Linked DNA regions of Homo sapiens: region 1 is linked to region 2. Evidence: chromatin contacts called from ENCODE Hi-C or POLR2A ChIA-PET data. All regions are on one chromosome and are shown on one strand. The core of a region is the stretch at or near the end of the contact, and the rest is flanking DNA. Distances in the headings are between cores, read along the strand shown.

Evidence for each region. Hi-C counts contacts between places; a loop is a spot of excess contacts on that map. ChIA-PET counts read pairs that join two places held with the same protein, here RNA polymerase II (POLR2A). Pooled maps may share reads with other maps.
Region 1: a loop to region 2 is called in a map of ascending aorta, with 3 times the contacts of the local background. The contact joins the promoter of ARHGAP29 here to the promoter of F3 in region 2. A Hi-C loop is called at or near these places in 1 of 168 maps with a recorded cell type or tissue (ascending aorta) and 6 of 50 pooled maps. POLR2A ChIA-PET finds 5 or more read pairs at or near these places in 2 of 52 experiments (MCF 10A and endothelial cell of umbilical vein).

What each region holds. Positions count from the first base shown.
Region 1 is chr1:94,235,873-94,239,598 of GRCh38, forward strand. ARHGAP29 (Rho GTPase activating protein 29) reads right to left here and starts at 1,712. Exons shown (of 23, transcript NM_004815.4): 1 at 1,543-1,712. RefSeq lists silencers at 1,436-1,675, 1,686-1,915.
Region 2 is chr1:94,540,234-94,543,969 of GRCh38, forward strand. It overlaps F3 (coagulation factor III, tissue factor), which reads right to left and starts at 1,526. Exons shown (of 6, transcript NM_001993.5): 1 at 1,304-1,526; 2 at 24-135. The coding sequence starts at 1,403. LOC124904223 (a long non-coding RNA gene) reads left to right here and starts at 1,741. Exons shown (of 2, transcript XR_007066234.1): 1 at 1,741-3,736. It overlaps MIR12133 (microRNA 12133), which reads left to right and starts at 3,469; the gene lies at 3,469-3,546. RefSeq lists a silencer at 1,446-1,725.

The DNA.
Region 1 (3,726 bases), core at 462-2,961, 300 kb before region 2:
AATGTCCGCTGCCCCACGCATGCCCCCTGCCAAATGCACATTACGGCAGTAGTTTCATTTTAGGCTCTCTAATTGAAGTGTAAAACTGCCCCCAAACATCTATACTTACTATTTCCCATTCTACCATTTCTTCTTGAGGAAAAATTGCCAGATATTTCAGAAATCTGCTATTTCAGCACAATTTCAGATTTGGCAAGAATCTACTTTGAGATGCTAAAAAGATTAGATGAGCTCATCCTAAAACGATGATTAAATCTTTATGGTTTTAAAAAGCACTCTCCACAAAAACAGAATAGGGACATGTGAGAAAGAGTTTTATCAATACTATGCAAACAATTTTTAAAGGAAGGCATGCAATACACATGCACTTCATTTCTGTACAGTTTGAACCTAGCACGCTTTAAAAAGAGGAAGCTGCCCAGCATCCCACCCCTCCAGAATGTCTAGCATTCCTGGCAGGCAGTACTCTCCTTTGACCAGCCAAAACTACTCTTTGCCAAAGAGCAAGTTCCTCATCCAAGAATTTAAACAAAGAGGGAAGAATGGAGCAACCAAAATGGACAGCCGACGGTGGTAACGACGGACAAAAGATAAACTATAGACAAGAGATACAGTCACAGAGACAGATGGAGAGAAGGGAAGGAGAGCTCAGCTCCTGCCATTAGCAGGTAATATCCTGCCCTCCGAAAACATTTGGGGCCAATACCCTCTGAGAAAGTTTTAAAAAGATAAACATAGAGACAAGAGGCTCGTCAGTCACGAGGGTTCCACCTTGAAACGTCCAACTCCAGCTCACCCGCCCCCCAAAAAATTTTTTTTTTTAATTAAAACTGTCAAACCCCAAAACACGTCCACAATTGAACTGGGACAAACCTCTGAGACTGAGGAAAACTCTCAACGAAACCCAAAAAACACAGACCAGGAGAAAATGCACCACGGAAATCCTAAAATATCTCAGGAATGAGAGCCCAACTGGAGTGAGGGCTGCAGTCAGGGCAGGTGGGAGCGGGAATAGAATCCAGGCAAGAACACAGACCCATAGTGATCAGGAGCACGGATTCCGGAGCAAAAGCGCCTGGGTTTAGGTCCTGACGCTGCCAACCACTAGTCTGTGTGCTTGGGCAGGTTTTTAACCTCGGTTTCCCCGTGTGAACCGAGTCGAACAATCATGGAGTGTTCTGAACATTAAAAGAGTTAAAATGTGCAAAGGCTTCAGAACAGCAGGCGGACCCGTTGTACGCGCTGTGTGCTAACTTTAATTACGATCGTCACCGTCTGCTCCCGGCCACCGCTGGCGTCCTCCCCAGCTCGTCCGCGCCTCCCTCGCCGGGCGCGCCCCTAGCCCCGGCCGGACCCTTCCCGTGGACTCCAGTCCTGGCTCGAGGACACCCGTCCCTAGCGCAGCCTGCCACCGCTTCCACTCGGGGCCGCCCCGCGGGCCTCCCGGACCCTGGACGGCAATTCGCGGGCGCTCGCGCGGGCAACCCCAGCCCGGAGCCACGACCGCCGCGGCCGGAGCAAGCGCCACCTCCTCACACTCACCACGGCGCTCCATCTCGCGTGCCGGACGCGGACGCCCGCCCCACACCTACGGCCGCCGCCACCGCCGAGGGCTGGAGCTCGCTGCCCCCATCCCCCACGGCCTGCGGACGCCCGGCCAAATCTCAGCCGCAGCCGCAGCCGCAGCCACAGCCACAGGCACCACCACCACTGCAGCCGCCACCGCCCCTGCAGCTACCGCCACGGCCGCACCGCCCGCCCGCCAGCCCCGCCCCCTGGAGCCCAGCCCATTGGCCCGCGCTCCCGGGGGCGGGGCCGGCGACCGCGGCAGGTACGGGAGGCAACTAGCTCGCGCGCAGAACGCGACCGTCAGTTGCGCGCGGCCGGACGCTGTCCCAGCATCACGGGCTGCGTCGGCTGCCCTTTTGGCTTGCAGGGGACAGGCAGAGCGACTCAGAGAAAAGTCACCTGAGGACTAGATGCGGCTAATGGCCAGATGAGCAGCTACATTTCTTATGAGACACTTCTGTGGATCGCCTTTTTCCTCCCTCTTCCAGGGGTTAGGGCCTGGGGAAGGGCGCCACACGTCTGAATGAAGAATGAACTACCTCAAAACCAGCCATCTACTCTGCCCCTCTGCCCTCTATGGAGGGTAATAGTTTCCACTTAGGCCTATCTGTATTTTTTTTTTTTTTTTTTTTTTTTTTGGAGACGGAGTCTCGCTCTGTCGCCCAGACGAGTCTAATGGCGTGATCTCGGCTCACTGCAACCTCCGCCTCCCGGGCTCAATTGATTCTCCCACCTCAGCCACCTGAGTAGCTGCGATTATAGGCACCCATTACCACGCCAAGCTAATTTTAGTATTTTTAGTAGAGGCAGGGTTTCGCTATGTTGGCCAAGCTGGTCTCGAATTCCCGACCTCCCGACCTCAGGTGATCCACCCGCCTCAGCCTCCCAAAGTACTGGGATTACAAGCATGAGCCACTGTGCCCGGTCCTTTCTTTCTTAGCTGCACTTTCAAACTCACTTCATAATGAGAAGAAAAAAAAAAGTCTGAGAAAGATGGAATAATTATAGCAAGCAGGGCTAGAAAGCACATAGTCCCTATATCACACCACTCGCTGGAACAAGCGATGGCACTTACCTCAGTGCTGGAACATTCAGAAAGAACTCATAGAGAAACAGAGGAAAAAACACAGGGAGGGAGACTGTGGGTAGCGCTGGGGTCTGCGAGAAAAATGACCACACACGGGAGAAACAGAAAAAGACACAGGAGAATGTGCTGAGGAAAACTGGAAAGAAAATGAGGTGCAGACACAGGAAAAGGGAAGAAAACCAAGGAAGGCAGAAATAAGTGAAGGCAAAAAGAGAAAATAAGGAAGAAAAATAAAAGGAGAGACTACCCACTTAACAAACAGAAAAGTAAGTGAGCATGACAGAACCAAAAGTAGGGTAGCGGGGCAAGAGAAAAACTCATTGACAAAGAAAGAGAAGAGGGACATCTTACATAGACATATCTTTGAACCCTTACAGGAAAAACAATGCTAAGAAAATACAACAAATTTGGCTCCTCAGGTGCTACTTAGAAAAGATAAATAAGAAAACTCAGCTCCTTGGTTACTTTGGCACCATACTGGATTTTTTGGACTCAACTTACACAGATTTTCCCCTCAAATCCCCAAAATAATAGTAACAAGGTCCTGCCACAAATAGGAAACCTCAAAAACCAAAATTCCTTCTAATCGTGCTGAAAAAGAAAAATGCGCCAAGGACTCTCACCATGGAAGCCAATGATGCCTGAACTGAAGCAAACTAATAAGAGGAGACAAAGGAGTCCCCAGGCCAAGGGGAGGCTGAACAGTGCAACTACGATTCAATCATAAGTAAGGTTTTTGGAAGGAAATTTTTGAGGAAGTCCCTCAACCTCAAACACCCTCTTAAGTCTATTTTAAAATATATTATTTTGCACTTATACACCATTTCCCTTAATAAAGAGGACTGTGTTGCTGACTAAAATGGAACTGGAAGCATCACTGACAAAATCATGAACAAGTTCCTGATGGAGAGAGAGGGTGTATGGATGGAGGTGGGGGTGTGACAAAGAGAAAGGAGCTCACAAGGAGGAGAGAAAAGCAGGGAAAGAGAGACAAAGGGAGAGACAAATATGTGAGAAGGAAAGAGAGACAACAATAAAGGAGAAAGAAAGACAAGAGGGAAAGAAGAAAG
Region 2 (3,736 bases), core at 276-2,775:
TTCTTTTTCTGTACCCAGCTTACCTTATTTGAACAGTGTAGACTTGATTGACGGGTTTGGGTTCCCACTCCAAAATTGTCTTGAAATTAGTTGATTTCCAAGTTAAATTATATGCTGCCACAGTATTTGTAGTGCCTTTAAACAACAGAGAAACAGCTATTATTACATGCACTTCAGAGCACTCGAATGTATTGATGTATAAAACACCTTCCCACCTGACATCACCATAAACCTCACTTTTTATTTTTCAACCACAAAAGCTTCATTAGTGAATTATCAAGAGAAAAAGAATCTTCAAATTTTTTCTAGACCTAGAATTTCTTCATGACAAGATTCACCTTGTAATCCCAGGACACCGGCAAGGATCTTGACATTTTCGTTTGAAATTATTCATGGGCAAAGCCTTGTTATAACTTGACCGGGAAGAGCCCAGAGCCATCAGTGTGCCAGTCCAGGACTCAGCTCAGGAAGAGTCAGGTTCAGCCCGCCAGGAAGGGTTTTCAGTAAGTTATGGAAAAAGATAAATCCCACACGTGTGACAAGAGTTAGGACTGCATACAAATGAAAAAAGCCAAACTTCACTTTTTCCACTTTTATCTGAAATGTCGCTACACTGAAACTTCCACAGAGACCCACGGGGACGTGTGGCCTGTCACACCGTCGGCTGTATTGGATCAGGATTATTTCTTATGAAGGTCTGCTTTGCCAGTACGCAGCAGGTCCCAGTCTCTACGCCGTCCCGAACACCTCGTAGAAATACGGGGCATGCACAACGTTGTACCTGCTCCAATCTAAGCAGCAATCCAGCCCTTTTGGATTGCCTCTACCCAAACCTAGAACAAAGATGGCCAGGAAAAGACCAGGGACGCTCTTTATTAAGGGAAGATGCACATATAATGAAAGATAATATCCAAACCTCTGCACGCCAACACGTGCAGACGCAGGCACAAGTCCTATCATATTGAAGGTCGCAACTCACTGGGAAGCCCTTTCCCCAGAGTTAAAGCGGGAGCTAAAAGTCCGCTTATGCAACAACAGTCCAATTACTCGGACACCCCGAGCAAAACTCTCCAGCGGAAGGGGCAGCGGGGTCTGGGGCGCCAACTCCCTCCCTGCAACTCCCGCCGGCGCCCGACGGACTCGGTTCATTCAAGCCGGGCTGGGTGAGCGCAGCCGAGTCCCGTAGGCGCGGGGGACAACATGGGCGCCCCGGGGAACCAGGGCGAGCCCGCTGCCAGCCAGGACTGTCGCCTCCCTCCTGCGTGTGGCGCGCCCCGGGCTTCCAGGGGCTGGTGCCACTCACCTGAAGCGCCGGCCACCTGGGCGAAGACCCAGCCGAGCAGGAGCGTCCGAGCGACGGCGGTCTCGGGGCGCGGGACCCGGGGCCAGGCAGGGGTCTCCATGTCTACCAGTTGGCGGCGAGATCGAGCGGGTTCCGTGGCGCCCGTGGGGCTGGGGAGGTTGGGCTGAAGGCGCCCTGGGCCGGCCAGAGGGAGTGCGAGGGGGTGCGGGGAGCTCGCAGTCTTGGGGAGCCGGTGCCCCGCGCGCTATAAAGGGCCGGCGGCGCGCTCTCCCGCGCCTCTGCCCGCCCCCGGCGCCCGCCCCCGCCGCTCCTCCCGACTCCCCGCCCCCGGCCCGGGTCACTTGCCGTCGCGGTGGGCGGCCCCCGGCGAGTCCACACCCCTGCCCCGCCTCCTCCCGGTAGGAAACTCCGGGACCCTGCAAGGGATGACTCACCCCAGTGATTCAACCGCGCCACCGAGCGCGGAGCTGCCCTGGAGGACGCAGGCGGGTCTAGTTGCCCGGGTCCCCCAAGGCCCCCGGATTCACCCAGGCCCGCGACTCCGACGTGCAGCTTAGGTGGGTTGCAGGTCTATGGCAGGAAAGGGAGGGCGCCTTGGAAGAATTCTTCCCTTCCATTTGGTGATAAAGTGGGAGAGGCGGCATTTACAACATTTAATAGAAAGCACGGGCTCTGGGCTCCCCTCGGGCAGCGGAGGGCATTTCCCGGATGCTTTGCCCACCTGGGGCAGAAGCTCGGGACCTGCAGCGAAGTAAACGTGTGGCTGTGAGCAGGGCCCTCTCCCAGCCACGGTGGCTTCTTCTACCCCACGAAGGTCAAGAATACCTGGCCTGCCCACCTCGCGGGGCCCTTAGCGGGTCGCACAGGAGAAAGGCGGTGGGAATGCCGGTGTCAGCCACGGTGTGACCGGCTCGGCTCACAGGTCTGAGGGTCAGTTGGCTCAGGCATCGCCCGGTACGACCAGAGATAGTGACTGAGGAAGAGCAGCCTCACATCTGGCAGTTTGCCTCTGGGAGAATTCCAGCGTGACATCTGCAGCTCTGTGGTTCCAGAAAGGATGGTTCCCACATTGAAGAAGACATCTGTGGGACTGAGTTCCACCGAAATGCAGAGGAACCAAAAATGAAAATGAAAAATGTAACCAGAGTTGTGTGCCACTAGTTTTAAGCTTTGGTTTTTCTAAATTATTTTCTGGCTTCTCCTTCTGGGCTTTGCTGTAAACTTGCCAAGCATGAGAACAACTCTTCATCTATTGAGTGGCATTTTAAGCCATCCTGTCAAAGTATCTCCTGTCATTTTTATTATTATTACTCTATATTGCCTGCAAGACACGACTGGAGAATTCTTAGTGTAAGAATTGTTTGTTTCCTCTCTCCTTCTTTCCCACGTTTTCCCAGGGAAGTCAGTCTTGCATTTTAATGCATACTATATACATATCTCGTTTAGCTTACTGAACCACTTGTTTTAACAGAATAAAACTGTGCAAAATTTTAATTTTCCTCCTTTGCCTGAACTGAAATAGCACATCCAGGTTTAGCCCTTGTAGACTTTCCTTCCTCGAAGCAGAAAGTTGCCCTTGATGATTTCCTCTTTGAGCTCTCTGCCAGCTCTGAAACCCACAAAATTTATGTTTGCAAAACTAAGCCATGCAATCCTCTTTTTATGCAGGCTCTAGCCTGAGTCATTTTCCCTAAGAGATCTTCAGCTCCACCTGGGATGTGATTCTTTGCTCTCTGGGATTGAAGGTAGCTGAAGAGAAATAGTTACACTTCAGGTTTGTTACAAGACCCAAGAAATTGTTGCAATTCCACTTGGAGTCACTGACTTTTCTGAAATCATATAGGGCTTTAAACAATGTCAAGATCAGCCATTTGATAAGAAAAATGTTTACCATTGGATTGTGATACACAATGTGCCTTAAATATTGATAAATTAGATGAATATTTATTTTGTATATCCATTAAAATAGACAGGAAAGAGAAGATGTTGGGTGTTTGCACAGGCTTTTTAGTCAGTACGGAATGACATTCTTCAAGATTTAAAAATGCTAAAATCATTACTATTTTCAAGAAGAGGGAGGAAGAAAACGTGGTAAATAATATTTCATTGCGAAGTGTTTTTCCCTGACTGATCTAATTGTGGCCAGATCTACTTTTTGACGGTGCGAAGTGTACTTTTTAATGGTGCCAAACAGCAGTTGATCTATAATAACTGCTGCTTGGCACCATTAAAAAGTACATATCTAAAATTTCACTGTTGAAATTTGTTCACAAGAACAAATTGACTGTTAAAATTATTCCCTAACCTTAACACAATTTTTTTTACTCCTGTCAGTAAAGTCAAGCTTAGCAGTTAACAGTTCCCTCCTCCATGATCTATCTTGGAGGCTCTGAGAAGTTCAAAAAGTTACTAAACTATAACAATAATCTCTCT